Regions from separate parts of the Homo sapiens genome. Here region 2 is linked to region 1. A link is a contact called in ENCODE Hi-C or POLR2A ChIA-PET data. All regions are on one chromosome and are shown on one strand. The core of a region is the stretch at or near the end of the contact, and the rest is flanking DNA. Distances in the headings are between cores, read along the strand shown.

The links. A loop is a pair of places that touch in the nucleus more often than their neighbours do. ChIA-PET counts read pairs that join two places held with the same protein, here RNA polymerase II (POLR2A). Pooled maps may share reads with other maps.
Region 2: a loop to region 1 is called in a map of endothelial cell of umbilical vein, with 2.4 times the contacts of the local background. The contact joins two enhancer-like sites. A Hi-C loop is called at or near these places in 4 of 168 maps with a recorded cell type or tissue (HepG2, IMR-90, PC-3 and 1 more) and 1 of 50 pooled maps. POLR2A ChIA-PET finds 5 or more read pairs at or near these places in 5 of 52 experiments (AG04450, BJ, GM12878 and 2 more).

The regions. Positions count from the first base shown.
Region 1 is chr11:108,868,888-108,873,627 of GRCh38, forward strand. The region is part of intron 16 of DDX10 (DEAD-box helicase 10); the gene reads left to right. Among named protein-coding and RNA genes, the nearest start is that of DDX10, 210 kb to the left of the region's middle. Within about 2 kb of position 1,669, at least 2 of the 41 ENCODE cell types and tissues checked have a DNase peak (open chromatin) inside an H3K27ac peak, as active enhancers do; they include endothelial cell of umbilical vein, where a contact is called at or near this core.
Region 2 is chr11:108,928,067-108,932,871 of GRCh38, forward strand. All of the region lies in intron 17 of DDX10 (DEAD-box helicase 10), which reads left to right. Among named protein-coding and RNA genes, the nearest start is that of DDX10, 270 kb to the left of the region's middle. Within about 2 kb of position 1,330, at least 5 of the 41 ENCODE cell types and tissues checked have a DNase peak (open chromatin) inside an H3K27ac peak, as active enhancers do; they include endothelial cell of umbilical vein, where a contact is called at or near this core.

The DNA.
Region 1 (4,740 bases), core at 419-2,918:
AGCTTTCTATTGAGTTTATACAGATGAAAAAACTGAGGGTTAAAGAGGTAAATCCCCTAGCCACAATTAAGAATTAAGCTTTTTTTTTTTTTTTTCCTGACTGCTTGACAGTGAGTAGGAGAAAAAGCTAAGGTAAACTCTCCTTTTTGAAAGTCTGGGCAGGAAATAATGATAAGGATGGACATGGAAGCGGGAGAAGTTAGATGAAGAATTAAAGGAAAACCCAAATAATGGCTTGATGAATTTACTTGTATATTAAAAGCCATGCACACAATTCTAAACTCTGGTTCTTTCATTTTTAAACCCGTTGTTTTTTTTTTTGTTTGTTTGTTTGTTTTAGTTATCTTGTAAAATTCCAGCCCATTTACCTGGCAAGGCCAGGGCATAAGATTGCCATTATGCTCTGTCATGGCTTATGCTCGTTTTCATCACTCATCTTCTCTTTGAAAGGAGCTGAATTGAGAAAGCATTTTTCATTGTTTAACGTTGAAATCTAAAAATACTGATATTTGAACTTCAGAAACATATTTGAAATAAGACATGTCAGCAGGTCTTTTGTCAATTGTGAATTGTTACAGATGTGACTGAGTCTTCCATTTTGATGCAGATTATTCTGCATTTTTATTGATAAGCTTTCATTAACATTTTATTTTGGGGGAATTTCTTACCCTTCTAAAATTCATTAAATGCATAAGTCTTGCTGTAAATTTCAGTCTGAGCAGACTGTGGATTATTCATGTTTACAAGTAAACTTCAAAATCTTTTTTTTGACAAGCAAAGTTTGATATGTTCAAACTTTTATGAGTCAGTATATCGATACTGACTCAAAATAATGCTTTCTGCAATGTGTTCATTTTTTAAGATTTTAACTGAAATTTTGGCAGTAGAGATTTTTACTTTCATTATAGAAAATTATGGTAAAATGTGGATATGAATTAGGAGAAGGCTGAAATGGAAGAACTTCATTCTTTCACTTGCTCAGGAGAAACCCTAGAGATAGCCTTCACTTCTTTCATTCTTATACTCCACCACAATTTATTAGTAAATCCTATTTGACTTTATCTTAAAAGTAGATGAGAAAATTTGGTGAAGTCCATATAACATCTGGAGTTTAGTTAATAGTAATATACCAGTGTTGGTTTCTTGGTTGGGAGAAATGGACTATAAAATTACAATAGGAGAAATCTGCGTAAGGGGTATATGGGAATTCTGTACTATCTTTGAAAGTTTCTTGTAAATCTACAGTTATTTAAAAATAAAAACTTTATTAAAAATAGATCCAGAGTTTAACCACTTTTTAACACTCCTGCTATCCCTATCATCCAAGTCACCATAATCTGTAACATGAATTACTAATTGTAACAGTCTTCTAACTAGTCTGCTAGTCTTCTTTCTCTTATCCTCCCACTCTTCTATCCCCAGTTTATTCTGAATTATAGTGGCCAGAATGAGCCTTTAAAAGTAAGTCGCATATTATAATTCTGTTCAGACCCCCATCCTTTAAGAGTTTCCCTGTCTACTTTGTCACAAAAGCTACAAAGTTCACATGTGATCTAGCTTCCAGCTCCTTCTCTGGTCTTATTTCCCACTGTTCTGTCACTAACTCTCTTAACTTTAGACTGTCTAATTACTCCTCAAATGCACTAAGCAGATTCTGGCCTTCGCTCTTGGTATCACCACATAGCTATGTGATTTGTTTCCTTACTGTCTCCAGATTTCTGCTAAAACATAACTTTACTAGAGAAGCATTCACTGATTTCCTGATGCAAAATAGCAACCTCCTCTTATCCTGTATTCTCTTACCTTGATATATTTTTCTCCATAGTACTTCTCTCTACCAGGCAATATATAAATACATACTAGTTTGTTGTTGCTTGTTTTTACTGTCACTAGAATGGGAAACTCAGAACAGGGACTTTGTTCTGTTCACTGCTGAATCACCAGTGCCTAGACCGATACGAACAAACAGTAGGTACTGAGTATTTATCGAGTGAAAGAAGCAGTAACTCTTTAATACAGTTTCTTGTTTTCACTGTGACACTTCCAAAATAGTGTCAAAATTGAAGAATTATAGCATATTGTTTATTGAAAGGCATAATAACTCTAGGGATGTTTCAGAATCCTTTCAGAGGCAGAACAGTAAAACAAAATAAAGAGGGGGAGGGCTAGAAAGCAATGTTACTGGACCCAGATAGATATTAGCACACATGGACAATCTCTAATTATACACTTTGTGTCCAAGTTCATATGTAAACTGGAGCATTTTTTTTTTCTCCATAGAAAAGATGTTCTATACTGTGGTTGATTTCCATTATCACTTAGGCTGCCCATGTACCATACAAGCATGACACTTAGGTGAGTGAAAGGGGTTGCAGTGACTAATTGTACCAAAACAACTGTCCTGGGCAAACCCAGGTATGATCACTTTAATTATAACTCAAAGATGCCTTCAGCTTCTATGGGAAAGGGCATCCTGCCCTCTGCTGGGGGCTTGGAACTCTGGAACACATAAGCTCCTGCTGGTAGAAAAATCTGAATTATAATGTAATGCCTCATTGCATTTGATTCATCCCCTTTTCTTTCCAGCATACTCTACTGGTCACCCTAGCAGTGAGAAAAGAAAGAAATATCTTTTCCTTCCACTGCTCTAGAATTAAAAACAAATTTCAGCTCTGCTTCCTTTGTACCCATCCATTTGCCCACACCCCAACTCCATCCTCCTCCTTACCAGTCCCACGAATTTAAGAAATTGAGCTTTGGGCTGGGCGCGTTGGCTCACGCCTCAATCCCAGCACTTTGGCAGGCCGAGGTGGGTGTATCACCTGAGGTAGGGGGTTCTGAGACCAGCCTGACCAACATGGAGAAACCCCATCTCTACTAAAAATACAAAACTAGCCGGGAGTGGTGTCACATGCCTGTAATGCCAGATACTCGGGAGGCTGAGGCAGGAGAATCGCTTGAACCGTGGAGGTGGAGGTTGTGGTGAGCCAAGTTCATGCCATTGCACTCCAGCCTGGGCCACAAGAGCGAAATTCTGCCTCAAAAAAAAAAAATTAAGCTTTGATAGGGTGAATGCCTCCACCTTGTTTATGTATAAAGGAGTTTCAGTGAGTTACAAAGAAATTTAAGTTAACAAATGATTGCATTGCTAGTAGCAATTTACAAAAATGACATTCATTGCGACATTCTGAATTTGCCTTATGAGTTAACTATCTTGCAGTAATCTTGATTCTTACTTTTGTTCTGTATGTTTTTAAACTCATCTTCTCAGTTGTTTCTGTGGATACCAAACAATGGTACAATATTATATCAAGATAAATCACAAATACATAGAAGAGATTGATGACTAATTGTATTCAAAGTCAATTTTACATAATTAATTTTCCATTAAGTCGTTATTTGCATTGAATATCCTTTAAGATCATTGTGTTCTATCTTCCTGTCTATAAAACAAGCATTTTCTTTACTATGTTTGGCTATTTCAGAGAAAAGCAAATTGATACAAGCATAAAATACTTAAGAAAACAGCCCTCATTCCCTTGAAATTAGCACTTATGTAAGTTTGTGTAGGGGGGTGGAAGGATGCGGGTGTAGTTTATAAAAAGTATTTTAAGTTCCACAAAATCAGGGATACTTTGAGATAATATTCTCCCCAGGTTTAGACAGCTTTGGTTTGCAAAACAAACTTGTTTTAACAGCAAAAATAGGAGTCCATTTTGGTTCAGTGTGCTAGCTTCTCAACTGACTTTTATTATTTCTGGCACTAGTATCATTTGTTTCTTTTAGAAGAGTTTGTAAGTGAATTGTGGCACCCAGTGGGATGTGTGTTTGTGTTTGAATTTGTGAAAATATTTGATAATATTTCTCTATAGCAGTGTTTTTTGGTGCAGATACAAATATGTTTTCTTAAAAATATGGATGCTAATTTCCGTTCCCCCCCCCTCCCATTTCCCTTTCTCTCACGGTCATTCTCTTTCCCTTCCATTCTTTCACTTTCCCACTCCTCCCACCTCTTCTGCTCTCATCTTATAAAGACTTCTGAAAACTAGGAATTACCCTCGTTAAATATGGGCTGTGTTGTGACTTGAGATCAGGAGCCACTGCTCAGGAGGAGGCCTGGAATAAAATCTGTGAGTGTTTATAGAATAAACATCATGGGCATAATTCATATTTAAATCATCCTGAGTGCTCACACAATTGTGTATGACTGTCACATGAATCAGTGCAAGATCAGCAAATTTTGCATTGTCATCTTGTGTTAGGGTAATATGGTATTTAAATTTGGACTAAGTGGCCCTTTTATTAGAGTAAAAAATTGAGTCATGGTATATTGTTTTTCCAGGTGGGTAGACAAGGATGTCTTAATTGTCTGAAGGTCAAGTTTGAGAAAAACTTGACATTTTGTCCATAAGTAGGATGATATTTATCAAAAATGAGTATGTTGCCTCTGTCCCCTTGGGAACAAAAGTTACAATCTATTCTCTTTCTTCCTTTTCACTGTCAGCTTTAGATCTACAGACGTGTTATGCCTGATAGTTCAGAGAAAGATGTTTTTGAATGACTAAACAACCCCTTTATTATATGAGTAAGCCATTATAGGATTGTTTTCCCCTCCTAATCTGTGGTTATCTTTGTCTTGTAACATTGTTCTGCCTGTCCCAAGCAAGAAACCTTTTATCCTTCCGAGAACACCTTCTTTTGGACAAATTCTTTTGTGGTTTGCATCTTCTCTTTTTTCCT
Region 2 (4,805 bases), core at 80-2,579, 59 kb after region 1:
TATGCTGTTTACCAGTGAGAGGTCTTCCTATTCATGGCAGGTACCAATGATTACCTTCCTCTTCTGTGATAATATGTTATTTGCCCCACTCTTTCCCACACTTGTAAGTTTATTGGCTAAAGTGTCCTAAAAGCCAGAAAGGGAATTAAAAATTCAAGTGGAATAAGCCCTAGGAGTTCTCGCTACATGGAATAATATATCAGTGAATCAGTCTCTCTCCTTATGCCTTTCTCTATCAATACATAGAAATTTAAACTATGCCTGATCCTGGCAGGGTGTTCTCAGAAGCATCTGTTTTACAAAAATAGTTGCTCTAGCAGGTGTGAGATATGAATTACATGAGGTTCTGTGAACCGAGAGACTGAATGCCTTGCCCACATGCACCACTGCTTGTAGTTTTGGAATATTGATCTACACGCTGTATTATTATCAACTTTGCAACAGGGAAAGTAGTTTTGTGAAATTAAGACTGTTAGAACAAAGGCAGGCTACTTGGCTTTGTGGGGAAAACTGTGGGTTTGGGGATTTGACAGACCTGAGTTTGAATCTTTCTTTTACAAGTTATGGACCTTTGACAAGTTACTTAATCTCTGTGACCCAGCTTTCTTCATCAGTCAAAGGAAGATAATTTTTACCTTGCAAAGTTACTGTGAAGATCTAACGAGGGTAAAAAGAAAGTGAAATATGACATTGAATAGGGTCATTAATGTGCAGTAATTATTTTAATTACTAAAAGCAAAACTGGTAGGAGTTTGTAAATGAGTATATACATTGATAGGAATAAAACTTAATGTCCTCTAGGATAGCTACTTTTCCTTGTTTTCCTCATTGAAGTCATTCATTAAGTCCCCAGGTAGCACTAGGCCCTATATTCAAAACAGTTTGCAAAAATATCTTACAGCCTGGTTGAAATTAATGATGTAGTGACAGTAATGTCATGTAACATAGCCTATTCAAAATATGGATGGAGAGTCCACGTTACCAAATTGGAGTGTAGGAATGCCCTTACCTGTCTGTTTTCCTTTGACAGTCACATAATTTAGGCATTTGATAAACTGCTAGTTTACCATGTGACTGGCAGAGAGCAATAAAGAAGAGATACTGGACCCCAGCCCCTCATAGAGCGTACGCTCCAGCAAGAGAGACAGACCATAAGGAAGTAAACAAAAAGCAGACAAGAGGTGGTGACAGGGCCTTGAAAACAATAACTGATGAGAGAGGAATTGGGAGAGTTCACTTTAGCCAAGATGGTTAAGAAGAACCCTCTCTGAGGCAAGACCTGAAGAATTATTGCAAGCCACCTCTGGGAGGAAGGAATGATTCATCCTAGTGTTCTAAGCATGGTTTGCGTAGACAATTATTATTTAAATATTTACCCTAATAGCATCATCATGACTGTACAATTCTGTGTATTCCTGTTAGGAGATTCCTTGGCTGCTTTTCACCTCATCATCATTCTACCCATGTGTCTATCCTGATTGTGATACTGACTTCATAGAAGGTGATGAGTATAGGAAACAGTTGCTAGTCTAGTCCATACAGTGGCAACTCATTAGAAAGGAGTGAGCCAGCATTGAAATTCTCATAAGAACAGAAAAGTGGAATTGAGATGGTCTGAGTACTCTAAATGAGGATGGGAAAGGTAAGTCAGGTGATGTATTAAGGGGCATGTAGTTCTTTGGGGATAAAAAAAGAAAAATCTAATGTGTTTTTATGCTCAATTTAATTAAGTTATAATGTATTGGGGGTATACTAACTCTTTTAAACTATACATCTTTTTATTGACTTTCTGCCTAGGAATTTTAGTTTTTACAGTAAACATGGAGTGAAAAATATAGTTTTCATATTTCTCTTCACTACCTCTCCAATTTCCCCTATTAGTAACATCTTGCATTAGTGTGGTAAATTTGTTACAATTGATGAACTAATATTGATACATTATTATTAACTAATGTCTGTAGTTCAAATTAGAGTTCACTTTCGGCATTGTATATCTTATGGGTTTTGACAAATGTATAATGTCATGTGTCCATCATTATAGTATCACACAGAATAGCTCATTGCCCTCAAAATCCCTTGTGCTCCACCTATCTATCCTTCTCTTTCCGAATCCCTTGCAACCACTGGTCTTTTTATTGTATTCACAGTTTTGCCTTTTCTGGAATGCCATATGGGTGGAATCATATATGCAGCCTTTTCAGATTGGCTTCTTTCACTTAGCAATATATTTTTAAGGTTCCGCTATATCTTTTTGTGGCTTGATAGCTCATTTCTTTTTATCACTGAATAATATTCCATTGTATGGATGTATCACAGTTTGTTCATCTATTGAAAGACATCTTGGCTGCTTCCAAGTTTTGGCAATTATGAATAAAGCTGCTATAAATATTCATGAGCAGGATTTTGTGTGGTAATAAGTTTTCAGCTCCTTTGGGTAAATATCAAAGGGCATGACAGCTAGATCACATGGTAGGGAGTATATTTAGTTTTATAAGAAACTGCTAAACTCTCTTCCGAAGTGGCTGTAGCATTTTGCATTCTTACCAGCAATAAACGAGAGTTCTTTTTGCTCCACAGCCCCACCAGCATCTTGTATTGTCAGTATTTTGAAATTTAACCATTTCATAATAATTTCTGTAGTTTAAAGAAAGCTGTTTTTAACGTTTAAAATACAGTAGACTGTGATAATAATATGCTTTGTCTTTTCAGATTTTGGTTATATGCTGGATTAAGTACTATTCTGCCAAACATGAAATTCTAGCTCAGCATAGCCCTTCCTTATGAACAGGGCTGCCCTTTGAGGAACTGTCTTCTCAGCCTCTCAAAGTGAAGGTTCTTACCTGAGATAAGGCTAATAATAATATACTTAATTTTAATAAAAACGTCAAAGACTATTGTTGCTTGCTGAGGACCTTAACCTAACAGGGACCCAGAACCTCTCTTCCCTCCAACAACATTTGTCCCAGACCCCTACCCCATTCAGTATCCCTTCCTGAGTGTCCCAGCTCCCCAGGAGTTCTCTCATGAGCCATGATAGCACCCTGTACTCCAGCCTGGGCTGAGCAAGACCGTATCTCAGGGGGTCGGGGGACATCTCAAGTTAAAAGACTTTCACCTTACATGGTAAAGACCAATATAATCCAGTTAACATCAACAGAAAAGTAAGATCATGCCCACCATGGGGAGTTGGAGAAGCTATAGTTAACATTTATAATGCATTTACCATGCATATATCACTTATTTAATCTCTCCATGAGGTAGATATTAGTCACATTTACAAACATAAAAATTGGCACCCTGTGACGTTCAGCAGTTTTCCCAAGTTTTAGGCAACTGCCAGGGTTTAAATCGGGTCAGACTGACTCCAAAGCCATTTTCTTTTCCTCTATACCAGAATTTTGGAAATGACATATTTAATAACAGTGCTTGAATCACTGTTAAGTAACTATTTTTAAAAGCAGTCATTTCAACATTAAACAGGGAAGGGAGAAAAGTAGATATTTTTTACATTATGCCATGTGTACATTTCAGAGAAGTTACCTGTAAAGTTAAGGGGATAAAAGGTTCCATGGTCACAGTATCTTCCAAATATACTGAGTTAAACTTGATAGAGACGAAGTTACAATAAGATCCAGGCACCATGAACTAGATGTTATAAAATACCTTTAATAATAAACCTTTTAGGAAACTAAAGATTCTTCTTAATCACCTAGTTACGCTTTCTCCTAATTTTGTCTTCAGATCCTGTGTCTCAATGTTATCCACAAGGTTATTGTGTGTTCTATGCCTTGTGGAAGCCTAAAAGCATTCATTTTCCTGCTTTACCAGTCAAATAACCCTCTAAAAGCAGTAAGGTTGGTCTGATATGAATTGTTTTTAGTGAGCCAACAAAAGCTACTAGAATCAGGGGTCTGGTTTTTGGTTTTGTTTATTTCGCACAGTGCTTGTTTTATATGTCAGCAAGGTATAAAATATAAAAAAGGGATCTACCCTTTTTCCTCTAAAGGGCTAGATAGTAATCATTTTACACTTTGAGGGATACTCATCTCTGCCAGGGCAGTGGTAAAGCAACCGTAGACAATACATAAACAAGGGGGTGAGGCTGAATCATCATTAAAACTTGATGTATAAAACAGGCACTGTGTGAAATTTGGCCAACAGGTATAGTTCGCTGACCAGGCTTTCCTATTTAAAGTTTGTAGTTCACTTTAAAGTCTTGGTTGAAAGCTTTATATACTTTGCAAAATTTACCTTCTCCTTCTCTTTGAAAATGGGAACCAGGCCGAACATGGTGGTGTGCACCTTTAGTCCCAGGGAGGTTGAGGCAGGAGGATTGTGTCAGCCCAGTTCAAGGCCAGTTTGGGCAACATAGCAAGACCCCCATCTCTAAAAAGAAATAATAATAAAATGGGAACCACTTTTTGCCAGTCTCCAGTCTTTGAGGATCCTCTTCCATTCTCCATTGAATCAGAGATGGCCAAATGAACAAGATGGTTTCCACATTCTCTAAGAACCCAGTGTGTAGTTCTCAAGAGTCAGGGATGTACTTCATTTAGAGTAGCTAGTGGCTTCATATAATCTTCATCCACTTTGTTTCTTTCCTGGATACCAATGTTTCTTGTTTTTTCTAAAGGTCTTTCTCCTTAAAAGAAAACAAAAGTTATGAGTTGAGAATTTGCTTTTTGGTCTTGTTTTCCATCAACATTAGGTAGTTTGTGACAAAAATGAAAGTAATTTCAATTTTTACTTTTAATATTTTTGGCAAGTGCTGTATTCGCTTATTATACTCTTTGTTGAAATATTGT